2 separate regions of the Mus musculus genome follow, and region 1 is linked to region 2. Evidence: chromatin loops called from intact Hi-C (ENCODE). Cell type or tissue: left cerebral cortex. All regions are shown on one strand.

Evidence for each region. Hi-C counts contacts between places; a loop is a spot of excess contacts. Peaks named below come from ENCODE experiments on the same cell type or tissue, not always from the same donor. Only the 100,000 strongest peaks of a DNase experiment are listed, where the experiment ranks them.
Region 1: a loop joins it to region 2, with 2.0 times the contacts of the local background. A loop is called at or near these places in 4 of 42 quality-filtered maps.

What each region holds. Positions count from the first base shown.
Region 1 is chr7:130,256,614-130,264,613 of GRCm38, reverse strand. It overlaps Fgfr2 (fibroblast growth factor receptor 2), which reads left to right. Exons shown (of 18, transcript NM_010207.2): 2 at 2,548-2,865. The coding sequence starts at 2,700. Among named protein-coding and RNA genes, the nearest start is that of Fgfr2, 6.2 kb to the left of the region's middle. In left cerebral cortex, a CTCF peak has its summit at 4,387; DNase peaks (open chromatin) are centred at 2,585, 3,531, 4,160, 4,353 and 3 more places; H3K4me3 peaks cover 4,435 bases; H3K27ac peaks cover 4,845 bases.
Region 2 is chr7:129,751,360-129,759,359 of GRCm38, reverse strand. No RefSeq gene overlaps it. Among named protein-coding and RNA genes, the nearest start is that of Gm33323, 9.3 kb to the left of the region's middle. In left cerebral cortex, a CTCF peak has its summit at 4,443 (motif pointing left); no DNase peak of the experiment used is centred here.

The DNA.
Region 1 (8,000 bases), 510 kb before region 2:
GATGTGCACCCCAAACTGCTTGGAGTACCCACTGAAAGAGTAGGTCAGGGATTATGGTCTTACTTACGACAGCTTATATTTTTGGGGTTTCGTTGTGTTTAGGGCCCCCCCTTGGTGTCCCCCCCCCCCATGAGCCCATGACAGCTCCCTTCCCTATTCAGCCCCGTGGAGAAGTAAGGGAGCCTTGAACCAGGGTAGAGAGGCTACATTTAGTATTAACCTGGGAGTGTTGACTTCTCCCAGGAGTAATCCACTTGAGAACAAAATGCCAATTGCTCTGCCCGCTGAGGTATCCTGGAACTACCCTTTAAGGTAGCAGTACCCGTCGCACCGCCCCCCTCCCCCAAGGGCTTGCCTTAAATTAACCTGCCTTCTTGCAGGACAGGGGAGAGTGTGTAAACGTGTATAACACTGCGCAAGCTCACCAGCCGGGCCCTTTCGGCCGGGTCCCTTTGCCTGTCTTTGGAGGCAGACTTGTGTGGAGATGACCCCAAGGGGCGGGTGGCCGTGAAGAGCCATCCGTCAGAGTGAGGGTGAGGACTCCTCCCTCGTAGGCTGAGAAGAGAGTATCCTTTCAGGGGGAAAAATAAACACGCTGGGGCTTTCTCTGGGGTTCAGCCTCCAGGAAGGATTATGGTATTGAAGGCAGGAAGCTGGGATTGTGGCCGCCAGCAGCATGCTGGGCCTGTGTTCCCAACACGGAGCCTTGGGACCTAATTATCCTGCCTAGGAGGTCGCTCAGCACTTTTGTCCACTCCGGTGAGGAGCTGTGCAGACCTGCTGCCGTCACTTCTCGCCTTACAGAGGTTTGAGGAGGGGGCTCCTGTGGGGGCTGGGACTTCGAAGAACGAACGTTCAAGTTGAGTCAGCCTGGGGCACTGGCCATCTTCCTCATTCAGCTGGAGCTGAGGTACTCCTGGGTAGTGGCTAGTAGAGACAGTGGGCCCAGCACTCTGCTTCAAGACCTACTGGGACCTGAGATTGCAAAGTTGCTGGAGAGGGGAGTTTACCTGCATTCTGAAAGTTCTTAGGAAATCAACGAGAATGTTTGTGCACTTTCCTTTGACTGGTATGTAGAAATAGACAAGGAATTATCTTTTGTGACTCTTGGCTTTAAGAAGAAAGAAGACTTGGGGGAACAAAAATCCTTCCAGCCAACTAAAAACACTGGGCACCTAACTGCTCATATACCCCTGGCTTTTGTTGTTAGCTATACCATTCTACCTGTGCTTAAAAAAACAACCAAACAGCAGCTTCCTATTCCCCTCTTGGAGATGGTACGTCCTCTCTGCCTTAGTCTCAGTGAAGGCTGAAAGGAACAGATTTTAGGACGGAGGTTCTGGCAGTGTCGAAATCCTGTGTCATAATTGAAAGCATCAAAAGCGCACGGGATTAGAATTCTTTTTCTCTTTCTCTCTTTTTCATTAAAACGCTCACCCATCCCCAGTCTCATAAAATGGGCATCCCAGCATCCAAAGCCCATGGTTTTGTGCGATCCTTTCCTGCCATTGGTTTCAGCAGATTCTCTAAAGCTCGTGCATTCTGACTCAAAGATTAGTCACTGAAGACACTGAACAAACATAAAGTTATTTGTACTGTGGTAAGCTTTTTTTTTTGGGAAATTCTCTGCTTTGGATCTAGTAAATTGAGTGCCCCCTTGTAACTGATACTTGGGAGGTTTAGCCAATAGGTTAGCGTATTGAAAGTTCCCAGGCCAATCACATACCAGGGCAGCTTGTACGTATCATCACCATTACTAATAAAATCTTGAATTATTCATCAAGGGTTGTATCTTTACCCCTTTGACGTCGGTTGCAGATATTTAGTTAGTATGCCTGTACACTGCCTTGTAGTCAGTGGAAGGGAATTCAGGCTTTGAATCCCCCGGTTGGATTAAACTCACTCTTTGTAAGTGGCTGCTTGGCGGAAGATTGAAATACACGCCTGCATTCGAAAATGAATTCTGACAAGTGTAAACTGGTGGGAATGTTTTTGAAGCCTTCCTGAGATTCTTTGATTCTGTTGGTCTCCTTTCTTTCTGAGAACCGTTCTGAAGCGAGGACGTGCCGCTCAGCTCAGCTGAAATGCGGTTCTCAGAGCAGACCCTTCCTCCAGTCAGCGTCTTAAAGGCCAGCTGGAATAAGAGACGTTAATGAGGCTGGCCATGCCAAGCCCAGCGTTTTAAACTCAGGTTTTTCTGCAGTTGCCCTTGAAAGGAATGAAGGTCAAGTTGCTTCAGCAACCTTGCAGCTTTGATAGTGGACGGAAGGGCACGCTGCAGAGCTGGGTGGCTGGGTCCTACAGTGATGGTTTATCTTGCGTCTCTTAAAAGTAAGCTTAAAAAAAAAAAGATTAGCCTACTGCAGCTTGTGGACTAGCCTGGAAACACCTGGGACGCTGAGGTGAGGATGGAAGGCTTTTCCGATAATGAGAAAGAATGTGTTTGCGAATGTATTGAGAGGCTGAGAAATGGTTTTATCCCATCTGGGTTTAAGCAAGTTGGCACTGGGGGAAAAAACTGAATCTGGCTGAATCTCTCTCTTTCAGTGGCAGCCACAGCAGCAGCAGCAGCAGCAGTGGGAGCAGGAACAGCAGTAACAACAGCAACAGCAGCACAGCCGCCTCAGAGCTTTGGCTCCTGAGCCCCCTGTGGGCTGAAGGCATTGCAGGTAGCCCATGGTCTCAGAAGAAGTGTGCAGATGGGATTACCGTCCACGTGGAGATATGGAAGAGGACCAGGGATTGGCACTGTGACCATGGTCAGCTGGGGGCGCTTCATCTGCCTGGTCTTGGTCACCATGGCAACCTTGTCCCTGGCCCGGCCCTCCTTCAGTTTAGTTGAGGATACCACTTTAGAACCAGAAGGTAAGTTCATGCGTGCCATTTTAAGGGTACCAAGTCGTTTTGGGGATGTGTCTGGGGGAAGTGGTCTTTAAGTGGGAGGCCTGTTTCAGCCGGCTGCCATATGAGTAGTCTCTCTCCGCATCATATCGGAGCTTAGAAGGGAGGGTCTTGTCTCCCAGGCATGAGTGGAGTGGTTTGGTTTGCTCTGTTCTTTGTGCTTGGGTGAGGGAAGCAGTGGCAGTTCTTGTTTAGCCAGTGCCTTACAGCACTCTGGAGGGGACGTACCTTGGCAGGGTGACTGTGGCCTTCTGCAGTTGCTCTCTAGATTGAGGGAAAAGCCTTGAATCACACTATCTTTTGGCTAAAGGAAATAGGCAGCCTCTGAAAGCTGACTTTTTTTTTCTTTTTCCGCATTGTTTAAGAGAAAAGAAGGTTCTGAAGTTGAGCATGGAGAGCCGTGCCATGCTGGATCGGTTTTTAAGCTGGTGTAAGCTCTTTGTGCTTTCACCCGGCATCACAGAGTGGGCAGGTTTCATGTTGGGAAGATTGGAAAGTGAATTTGCCAAGAGTCTTCCCCCATCTGGGGAAAAGCCAGATTTCACTAGTGTGTTTGGCTTTGCACACTTGGTTGCAAATGTGAGAAGCTAGTTGTGAGGAGGACGTGGCTGAAATCCGGAGCTGGGCAAAGCGCTGGTCCTTCTCCCAGGTCCTTCAGAGACGTGGTCTGTGGCCAAGCCTCTCTCCTTGGTGCCGCACGGGAATCTGTCATCAGGAGGGAATATTGGTAGGCGAGTTATTTTTTGAGTGGTAATCCGAGCGTGACACTGCAGATCGCAGCACTCATCGCCACTTAATGAACGTGTTTGCTGAGGGCCCACCTGGTGCCGGCTGGCTTTGGAGTCCGTCACGGTCCTGAGTGCTGGCAGGTCAGCTGAGTTGCTGTGGCTATGCACACTGAATCAGGGTCCTGATTCATCCAGATCATCCAGAGGGGGATTGTAGGAGGGACAGGACCCCTCCCCCAAGGGTGACCTCAAGGAGGGCTATGTACCCATCTGAGAGGAGGGCTTGAGAAATGGGTCCCCAGTAAGATCCACCCAGACAGACACTCTCCCTGGCTTTGTGTGTATGTCGGGCCACACAGATGCCTGGAAATGTTATAAATTACCAGGTATCTTTGGAAAGGAAATGAGGTAGGAGTTTTGTGCATGAGGTGTGTTCAACATACAGCCTCACGTCCTTTTCCGGAACCACCTCTCTGTGACTTATCCTGTGACGTCAGGGAGAGTGTAATCTGCAACAGTGACATGTTTTCAAAGGGCTTAATGTGAGGGGGAAAGGATTGGGTTTCTGAAAGTCTGGTCTGCACTTCTTTAATTTTGTTAATAATTAAAATGGATGTCCCCCTAATTGCCGGTTGTCCCTGGAGTGTGTGGCTCAGCACTAACTAAGGAAGCTGAGCTAGGATTTCCTACAGCGTGGGCTTCAGAAACAGCCCCGGTTAGGAAAGAATTGTCATTTTTCATTTGGACTCTCGGGGCAGTGTTGCTGTGAGTTGATTTCAGTTGCAGAGTATAAAATGGTCCTGGAGGGTTTCCTGGACTGCATCTAATTACCTCAGAAAGGTTACAAGATGTTTGTACTCGCAAGGAGGAGGCAGGTGGGGGAGAGGAAGGACAGTGGGCTGGAGTCCCCCAAATGGCTCTTTGTGTAAGAACCGATATCCAACAATGCTCACATTGTTGAAAGCAGATCCCACCACCTGGGGACCTGTAGGTACATGTAAGGTTAGGGAGGGAGGCTGAGAAGTCTCCGAAGTTGTAGGTCACACTTTGCCAATGCCCCTGGGTACACTTTGCTAGGCTCAGAGTTTGCATGAGGTTCGAATCACATATAGAGTTGGGAGACGCTAAGAAAAAGAAAAGAAAAAGAAAAAAGGAAAAAAGGAAAATGTCTCAAGGTGTGGAGTTTCACCAGAGCAAGCTTGGGAAATGCAGAGAAACCCCAGAGCCTTGATTGGTGGGATCTCTTTATCAATAGTCACTGAACAGTAGTACCATCCCCAGATGCCTTCTGAGGACCAGCTCAAGAGATTTAGTTTTCACCAGTGACCTGGACAGAAAGCAGAAAGCACAGCTCCTGGCATTGATGGTGGCCTTGGCCATCCCCATCCCCAGCAAGCTGGGGACAAGGGGGTGCACAGTTCTCAGTGCAGCAAACACGGTACCCTGAGATGAATGTTGCTTTTGGATGGAGGAGGTGGTGATGCTGGATTTCGGCAGGGTCTGTGCTCACTCTCCTTGTCTGTTAGACCAACATTGCCACTGACATCCAGGCCATCAAGCTAGAGGCTAGGCTCCATGCTAGGCTCTGGTGTCTAATGTGTGCATATGTGCATCTCTCCAGCCGCCATATTTGATGCAGCCAGGACTTCAGCTAACACTGAGTTCAGCTTCTGTCTCCTGAAGCTTTACCATGGAAGGCATCCGTTTGCTAATTTAGAAGCTCAGTTTAGATAATGTCTATTGGGCCGGACAAATATGTAATCAGGAAGTTCCTAGAAAGAGCCTGTGCCTCACTACTAAGGAGCCCTTTTGACCCTCTAGGGAGATGTTATGTTCAGTCATGTAGTTCTGTGCAGTGTATGTAGCCATGCAATGTATGTCCTCACCCCGAATCCTATCCTGTCCGTGTGTCTCTGGACACTTTCTCAAGTGGCAGCAGCAGGATTGGGTCAAGTCAGTTGACCTAAGAAGGCAGTCATCTCTGTAAGATTTTCCTCGGTATTTCAGAATAGAAATGATTGTATCCAGCTGGTCATCCCTGTGACAAAGGACAACAGTATCAACAGTTGGGGACTTCGGAGGGGTGGTCCCGATTCTAAGTACTGTTCTGTTGATTCAAATCCTGAATGTTCCCAGTGTAGTCAAGCTTGATTACTGCCAGTCTCGGCTCTTACTTTCAGATTCCCCCTGACGTTGTCACCTGCTCTGGTTAATTAAGTCATTGTTGACATTAAGGGAATCTGTTTACCCCAGCCCAGTAGGAGCTAAAATAAAAGGGCTTTCCCAAACCCAAACCCTTAATTACTTTCCCACCCTCTGCTAAGTGCAAAGGGACGGCCTGGGGGTGGGGTGGGGGTGGGAGTGAGGGAGTAATTTACATGCCTTAAAAAACACCCACCATTTCTTGGGCAGTCTTCTGGGTTGATGCTGTTCCGGATTGAAGTGAGCCAGCGAAAACCTCGTGAGTGTGAGGTCTACGTGGAGACCTGCTGAAGGGTTCCCCCCCCCTCACCACCACCACCACAGGGTAGTTCAAGTCCTTTGTCAGAGAGTATCCTACATGCTGTGGTCTCAGCCCCCCACATTTAATTGCCAGTTAGAAGAAGAGAAAAGAAATATCTGCGTGGTGCAAGTGGATGATTTAACAGGAGTCTTGTGTTTCCTATTATCTGCATTTTTTGTTCCTCAGTGTGAGTGTGAATATTTAAGAGTTGACTGTAACTTGATAGTTTCGCTGAGGAACAAGGGCTTATTCTTGGTCAATTAAACCAAATGCAGGCGCATGCTGTTAAACACACAATGAAGTACACATTCTTTATTAGAATATAGTGTATTTCACAATTCATGGGCAAGGAACTGTGTTTAATATTACTTCTAGAGCAAAAATCTGGCCAGCCCAGAAAATTGGCATTTATATAACTCTTTCTTGCTGGCTTCCACTGATCTGAATAGAGCAAGTTTGTGTGTGTGTGTGTGTGTGTGTGTGTGTGTGTGTGTGTACCTGTCTGTCTATGTTGCCTGTTTATTTCAATCAGTTAAAAGACTAAATAACTTACTTAAAAAAAAATAGCCACCCCTTCTCAGATAGCCTCTAAAGACTTTATGCTGTTTTTAAGCCTTATTTTTAAATTATTTTAAATTGGGGTCTGTGTAGGCCTGTGCACATGAGTGCAGGTCCCCCTGGAGGCCAGAGGTTTTTGATGCTAGCCCGGGAGTTGGTTCTGGAAGTGAATGTGGATCCTCTGCAAGAACAATATAGACTTACAAAAACTGAGCTATCTCTTCTGCTCCAATACAGTTCAACATTTTTTCTTTTTTCTTTTTCTTTTTTTCTGTTGAGGGTGAGAATTCAAACAACCAAGCATTCCAATATGAGATGTTTCCAATATCTGATTTAATGAATAATCACATGGTTATGAAATAACTGGGGTAGTGTTTAAACAGGAAGGGGATGTTTAATGTTCACATTCTCTGTGGAGTGCGTGCAGTAGCCCCGTGCCTGCAGTAGCCCTGTGCCACACTTATAGACAGTTTGGCTACTTACATAGTTAGGGTGGTCATGAAAAGACAACTAAGTCCCTTTCATCAGGCTCCGTCTTAACTTTTCCATTTCTGATTGAATCCCTGGGATCGATCCAGCAGGGTGTCTTGTCTTGGTCAGCAGCTAGGAGTTATTTTGGGGGAAGGGATGCTGCAGGCTATTTTACAGATAATTATGGGTTTCCTGTGCAGAACTGTCCCTGTAGGGGCTGGAGCAAGTGATGATTCTGTGATTAAGAGCACTTCCTCCTTTTGCAGAGGACCAGTGTTGGGTCCCCAACACCCACAGGGAAGTACTCCTGATTGTCTTTATCTCCAGGTGCTGGGGGCCAGCGCCTCTGACCTACTGTTGCCTGCAGGTGCCCTTCTCATGTGGGCTGCCCTTGCCCTTACTGTCTTTGTGGCTTCGTAGAGAATGATGGGAAAAAATTCCAAGATGGTAGTCCCACTGGTGACTAAAGGTGTTTAGTAGTAGCTTTTTCTTAAAATACAGTTGGTGAGCAAGATAGTGGTGCACACCTTTAATCCCAACACTAGGGAGGCAGAAGCGGGTGGTTCTTTGAGATTGAGGCTAGCCTGGTCTACAGAGTGAGTGCCAGGACTACACACACACACACACGCACACACACACCCCAGAAAGCTTGAAGTTGTAGTTTTACGAAAGTGTATTTAACCGTCAGGACTAACTATGATCTTTCTTTTGGGCTGGTAGCTGATGGTTTGGTTTTTTTTTTTTTAGATGGGCATCTCCCACAGCCTGGCTTGGGATTTGCCTTGTAGCTCAGGTCGGTCTAGAACTTTCAATCCCCCTACCTCAACTTCCACTCCTAA
Region 2 (8,000 bases):
TTGGTCTCAATGATGCAGCTACAGGACCTTTAGGGTCTTATTCACGCCATCCTGTTATGTTTCCTGTTAGATGGCAAGGTCAAGGCTGAGCCACTCTCCAGACAGTCACGTTTTCACAGAGAACGTAGTAACTAAATCCAACTGTCAACTCTGCTTCTGTTGGTACCAAGTCAGTTTAATATGCTAAACTTCTAAAAAGAACACATGATTGCAAACACTTGAGCACAGTTTTTGTGCTTAATTTTTTTTCTAATCAATTAAAATCCCCATCACTCTCAAGGCTTCGAGAATCTGTCTTCTATCCTTGACCAGGGTTGATAAAAGTGGCATAAAATCATGTCAGATACAATGCACATTGCACCCCACTGCCCCTAGAGAAATCAGCGTGAGTTAGAGGATGTGATGGGTAAGTGCAAGGAAAACAGAGAAATGGGCACTGCCTGTCACCCCCATCTCTCAGAGAGTATGCTTTCTGTGTTGTGATTGCACAGGGAGGGAATTTTGGTGGTTTTATTTAAGCTGTGGGAAGGTAGTTAAATAGCCTTGGTGACTTTCGTAAGACAGTTTAATACTTCTGCAGCTGAGGCTCTTGGATGACCAGAAAGGGAAAGAAGGAAGGTATGACCTTCATACTTTTAGCTGAAAAATAATGTCCTATGCTCCCATTCCCCATATGCCCTCTGTCAAGACTCTGGCTCCTTACATTCAATTAATTATGAAACACAGGTGAAACCAACTAGGACAGTGTGTAAAAAATAAAACATACCAAACACTGTTCAGTCTACAAAGCACTGTTGTGGACAGTATGAAAACATACCACTGTCAAGAATGTTGAAAATGTGGAGACAGGAAGTGGCCTTGAAATAACATTTTTGAATGGTAAAAAAAAAAATCAAAAGTATGTTGAACTTTGTGTCAGAGCCCATGGAACATGGGGTAGAGACCAGATCAGTGCTTGGCATGTGAGGAGAGGGACTGGATAGCTGGGTGTGTGGTTTGTGGATAAGGTTGATATGTTTTGAATGGCTGCTGGATGAGGAAGGTTCACGGGCCCACTGTTCAAATGATCCCATGTCTGGTGTTGTGGAACAAGAGGAAAGAGTTTTGTAGTCTCTCATCACCCGGTGTGTTTTGGCAGCCGGGTGTGACAGGCATATGTTTATTTCACTGTCACAGTGAACAGTGCCACAGGTCCCCAGAGGAGATTCCTTTGGAAGATCTTATTACCTTACGCTTTTGCTAAAAGTTTGTGACAGGAGGCAAGGAAGAGAAAGAATAACTGGATGTGGTGGCTTGAACGAGAGTGTTCCCCCATAGGCTCAGAAATTTGAGTGTTTGGTCCCCAGTGGGTGGCGCTGTTTGGGGGAAGTTTAAGAGGTGTGCCTTGTTGGAGGAAGTGTGTAAATGCCAATGGAAGCAGGCTTTAAGACTAGCAGGAGTTTAAAACTCCACATCACCATTTTTACTTGGCTTTCTCCGCTTCGTGCTTGTGGTTAAAGCTCTGAGTTCTGCTTCCCACTCTATTTTCCAGGCCTCCTGCTTGCTGTCATACTCCTCAACTGGGATGGAAGTCATTCCTCTGGAACCATATGCCTAATAAACTCTTCTGTGTCCTGTCTTGGTTGTGGTGTTTTATCACAGCAGCAGAAAAGTAACTGATGATGCACTAGACAAAGAGAAATGCAACCGCCAGTGGTCCCAAGTGGTCTTCTCCCCCCACCCCCACTGATAAAGGGATAAAGCTGGAACAAAAACGCAACGTCACAAAATCCTCCCTCCCCACAAGACCTAGTAGATTAGAAGCTGCTGGAGCTTATGCCTATTAGATACTTTAACATGTTACCATGTTAATATTTATATTTATAAAGTATATACTTTAATTGCTTTTAAAGGAGATAGAGAAAATGCATGACTCCAGGGTGGGTGGGGGGAATGGATCAAAACTAGAAATGGCCAATACCTGCCCTGATTTGGTCCAAATTCTTAGGTACGTTTGAAAGATGAGAAAACTTCATCTTTGTTACCATCTTCTGATACTCATCATTCCATGGGTGTGAATGCCTGTCTTACCAAACAGCCCTAACCTGCCAATATCCAAAGTGTGCCAAATTAGCTAACTATAAGCCAAGCAAGCAACACCAAAGCTGGGGCAATGTGATCTGGATTCTTGCTCTAACGCCACCTACTCACCCACCCACCCACAAGGTTGTTCAGGCGTCTCCTTTTAGAATTCAGACATTCTCATGTTCTCTCTCCAGTCCTCCAGGCCACCCAGAGGGATGAACGTGGAAAGAGTGTTTCCCTCCAGTGTGCCTCTTGGGGCATCTGATAATTTTCCATTAGGAGTTGACATCCTCCATTCTGCCCTTTGCCTCCTCTCCACACGTCCTTAGCTTTACTCTAGATAATACCAGGTGCAGCCTGGCTTCCTTTCTTTCTAGGCCTCTCTGGGGAAAAACTTGGGGAAGACTGCAAGACCTTGAATCTAGTTACACTGTACCCATCAAAGTGCCTTGTGGCTTAGGGTTCCTGGGACATTGTTCCTCCTCATCAAGGAAAAGTCCCCTGAATGGTCACTAAGCTCCCTTCCAGCTCTGACCTTAAGCATCTCCGATTCATGGTCCACAAGTGTTCAGCAAATTTCTTAAAGATTCAACTTCCTCTTTGCGCAATGAGAACTTACTAGAAAGATTTTTTTTTAATGCAGTTGATATCATACAAGGCTTCAACTCTGGAGAAGTCTTTACTATATCTCTTCTTTTCAATAATTAAAAATTGTTAGAGATAATTCTTTTTTTTTTAATCAATTCTGGAACTAGTTCAGAGTTAATTAAGAGAGACGCACATTGGCACTAAGTCCTTGCCGATTCCGAGATGACTGAGGTTTCAAATATTTAACTTGTAAATATTGGAATTCAGACAAACAGCACTTTATGAACAAGGAAGTATGAGATTAAAATCCAGGAACAGCCAACTGCAGATTGTGCAACCTTAGGAGCCTGTAATCACTGTGTGAGGGAAGATATTTCAGTTGCGACACTGGCTCTGGTTGATGGAAGCCTTCCCAAGATAGTCTTCCATCATGACCCCCTCCTCAGCTCTTACAAGCCTTCTAAACCTCCTTGAAGAGGCCACCCTACATCCGCATGTCCTCCTGTGCACTCTCAGTGTGTTTCCCTTAGCTCCAAGTGCACCCATCGTCTGCTCAGGGAAAATGCACAGGTCCCTTTAAATCAATCTTCCTGTGCTGGCTAGTATTTCAAGCTTTGCTAGAAGAGACCTTGGTGAGATCAGTGCAGGAAAAGGGATGTTTTTCCCCTTCCAGTGATTTTGGGTTGCTCATTTATCTCTTATGCCCAACAATCCCCCTACATCTGGCCTCTGTGGCACTCCCAGCATCTAGTACTACAGTACACTCAGCCAACAGCTCATTGCTTGCAACTCCCTCAGATCTATCTGAATAGTGTGGATCAAGCTCAGGGCCTCAGACATGTTGAAAAAGGATTGTTCTGTTGTGCTATGACCCCCAACCCCATTAAGTCATGCTGTAAGTGATGTCCTAGTCATAGACTTACCACTCTATGAACAGATTTCCCTGGCAGGTATCCACAGGTTCCCCCAGGGAGTGGTAACATAGCAACTTCTCTGGCATGCAGTGATCAATAGTGCTGCCCTCCAAAACAAGATCTAGGTCCCAGAACATCAGGCTAGGATGGAGGTGCTTCCTTGGGCTCTCTACACATGCCTTTATAGGTCTCTGCTCCCTATAGCTGCTATCCTTATAGAGTTCTGTTTGCTTGCTTACCTATTATTAATAAGTATCCATCAATTGTCCAGGACCCCAATCATACCTTGCAGTTAATAATGTTTATATTGAATATATGTATAGTTTCAGTTTCTTTCTCTTGACTATACCCTAACAAACACATATCCCAAAGTGAAATTATATATATAAATTGCATGTGGAGTGTGTGTGTGTGTGTGTGTGTGTGTGTGTGTGTGTGTGAATACATGGTGCATGTATTAGTGCTGGGTGCTTAGTTTGGGCATATGCTTTCTTTCTTCTTATATTATGGTATACTGGATTTTTAAAGCTGTCAGCAAAACTCCACAAGCTAGGTTTCTCCCCATGTATTTATGGGGGTGGGAAACATGATCAAAGTGCTTATATGTGTGTTTGAAACTGTTATTATGAATCCAATTACTGTGTCCAATGATTTCCAATAAAAATGAACACTAAGGAATGCGTGTTTATAAAACCTGGCGTGTTAGTGCTGAGTGAAAGATGTATTACATGTCACATTGCCTCTTGAAAAAAATCATAAAAATTTGAAAAGTCTTGTATTTATTTTCTAGTTTTGGAAACCAGGAGCTCAAGGTCAAGGTGTGAGTTTTGGTTCCTCTGGCGTCTCACTCCTGGGCCTGCTGGTGCCCTCGTGTGGCCCTCTTTGTGTGCATGCTTCTTGTCATCTATCTTTCTGGATAAATATATCTATATGTATCTGTGTGCGTGCTAATGTGTGCACATATGTGCATAGGGAATGTGTGTTCATAGCATAATTCCTTTCTGTATGTCCAGGTTACTTCTTTCTGTCTTTAGAGAAAGGCAGATGGAGAGGAGACCCATGTTGTTTTATTTAATCACCTCTCTTAGAGCCTTGCCTACAAACACAGTCACATTCGGAGAGACTGAGGCTTAGCACTCCAACATGCGGTGACTGTTGATGAACACAATCTAGCCTGTAGCTCACTGGCTCCTGTCTTCTGACATTGATATTAAATATATAGAATTGATTCCATGAGATCATCAGTGTTGGCTTTATAGGAACCCCGTGGCCCCCAGTTCTGCTACGTACCAAGCAGGTGAATTGGCTCCCACTAAGTCCTTCAGTTTCCTCATCAGGATAAGTAGGGCAAAGGGAAATGGATTTAGTGAACATGTCCAAATGAGAGTGTTTTAGAACCTGCTGGGGACTTCACAAAATGAAGCTAGTAGGTGTGTGAAATCACACGTTTCTTACTTGTTACTTATTAAAAGTCAGTTGCCAACCTCTTAAATAAGTGCTAAGTATAAATGATCCATATGGCAAAAAAAAAAGAAGAAAGAAATGAAAAGAAAAGAAAAGAAAAGAAAAGGAAAGAAAGGAAAGGAAAGGAAAGGAAAGGAAAGGAAAGGAAAGGAAAGGAAAGAAAAGAAAAGAAAAGAAAAGAAAAGAAAAGAAAAGAAAAGAAAAGAAAAGAAAAGAAAAAAGAAAAGAAGTCTCTTGGGTTTATTAGATGCAGGGCAGCTTTTCTGCAGCCTCACAACCATTTCTGCACATACCAGGCAATACTAACCAAACCAGAGTCTTGAATTAATCTTGTGCTGTCTCTTTTGTTTCCTCAGTCTCAGGGAGAAATATGCATATATATTAAAAAAATGAAACACAGACAGACAAACACATACATATATATGTATATGTGTGCATATGTATGTGTATATATATATGTATATATATACACACATATATATACACACACACATATATATATATACATACACACACACACACACACACACACACACATACACACATATATATATGGAACTTTCCAATTTTGATTTCAACTTATATTTTATAAGAGATAGGAACTATAAAATCCTGAGGATGGCAGTCAGTATTTTTCCAGTACTCACTATAACCTCTAATAGAGAGACAGAAAAAGATTGATAACTTATTTCATCCTCATTTTTTGTCTACTAGTTCAATCCCTGTAGTCATTTTATGGAGGAAAGCCAGATCACCAGGTGTCTTTGTTCTGTTCAGGTCTTGAAGAAAATTGAAACTCTCAGTTTATTGAGCAGCTTTACAACACAAGCACATTATGCATCTTGCCTTTAACCCTGTCCACATCCATAGGAAACAAGTCTCATTATTTGACTCATTCCTGAGCTCAGAAATAGAGTGCTTGCTTAGCATGTACAAGGCCCTGGGCTCAATCCCTAGTTCCACAAACTAACAAAAACAGCAATGAAAGTGTGTAACTCCTTTCCAGTTGAATCTGATGCAAAAGTTAGAAAGTCCAGTTTTTAGAAGGGTGATTGTCTTTACTCAACATCTATGGGTATGGTTTGCTTATAGATTAAGTCAATCACCCAGAGAGACAAGGCAAGAGAAAACTGATAAGGCAAGAACAACAGTGTCCTCATCATGACCTGTCCATACTGTAATGTGTTCCCATCCTGATATGGCTCCCTGTGATGCCAGATGACTCCACAGATATCATCATAGCTCCTTTGCTAACACCAAGACTTTGTCAAATTGGGGGAAAGGAGATAGAAGATTACATATATAGACTATTGGGAAGACAGCTTGGCCATTTTTTAAAAAATGAAGTGTAGTAAAACTCCCGATGCCTGGAGTATGGTGAGGTTGGGCTCTTCATATTAGACAGATCCTGGTGGCTGTTCCCCTTTATAAAAGGACCATGGAACTCTATACAATATCAAAAAAAGGAAATGATGTGACATAAAATATATTTTATGAAGATCATTCTTTCTGCTGGTAGGGTGCAGCCATGATTCCACAGGTATCATTCTGAATACCATCTATGAAGAAAGATTGTTTCTTTCTGAGCACGGTGTGAGAAAGGTTGCTATATCTGTCTTGAGCTTGTATTTTGAAATCAAAGCATTTTGTTGGAATTTTTATGCAGTTTTATCATAATTCTTGTCAAGAAAGTCATAACCTATTACTACTACATTCCAGAATGAAACTTTTATTTGACCTTACCAGGCTAGGCACCTAGTGTGAAGAATGAAGGACCAAATGAAAGAGATTGTCCTGAGAAAATTGCAGTGACATTGGCCACCATCATTGTTCCTGGTAGCCTATGTTCAAAGTATCATCTTTGGGCTTTTAACAATGCTGCACTTTCATGTTTGGAATATTATGACATAGCCTTCCTTATTCCATCTTATATTGTGCCATAACTTCCAGGTGGTATTTTCATATCACAGGTACATTTTGTTTTTTATAATTCCTAACCAAGCCTATACAGTAGGCTTTTTCTGACTCCTATTTGACTTCAAGGGTTCATTATCTTTTACTTGGTGACATTTCTAATGCTGTTTATAAAATCTAATAAAATCTAATGGCCACAAATGTCTCAGAGATCACTTCAGAGAATTTTTTAATAGAGGAAAAACTGAAGAAAGAAAGGAAGGAAGAAAAGGTACTGATTTTAAATAGTTCCCGGAGTGGGGTTGACACTGTCACCACAGTAATAGATATCTGTTGGTAGGAACTATAATTAGAAAGTAATCAACTTCAGCCTACTTCTTTAAAGTGAAACTATGTTTAGGTTTGGAGATAGTCCAGGGGTTTCAAGGATTTTAGATATTCTCAGTATGTACTTCACAGTTAAAAATTTGTAACTTAGATAAGTACCCTGTTTTAAAGAAGATCACTTAGCCTTCTGTCCACAACATTTGTTGTATTTGGCTCCAGAAGGGGAAATTAAAGTTTTTTGTTTGTCAGCAGTGAGGCTGAGATGTCTATGACCTGAGTTTAAATATCCAGGAATCATCCAGTGGTTTGCTTTATTGTTCATAAACGCAGCAGAGACAAACCACCTGAGTAGTTCCAGATGTTGAATCAACAAAGCTTTACTTGACAAATCTACATGTAAAAAGTACATTTACAAGCCCAAGAAAATGTTGGGAGGAAGGTGCTCTTTAAGAATAAAAAGACACTTTCATTCTCAAACATGGATTAAACTGGGGCTCTTTTCAGATGGAAGGGCTAGGTGTACTTTTCTTTGGCCTTCTGATGGTTCATGTTGTGACCTTCTCCTCTCTGCTGTTTTGTGAAGCAGAACTCCTAGCAGTTGGCAAGGCATCTCCAGAGGACTTCAGTTTTAAAATGTGAAGATTCTCTTAAGTTTTAGCAAGAGCAACCTGAGGGTAAAGTGGTAAAGAAAAGTTTTTCCATGTTGGCTTTAACGTTGGAGAGCAAATG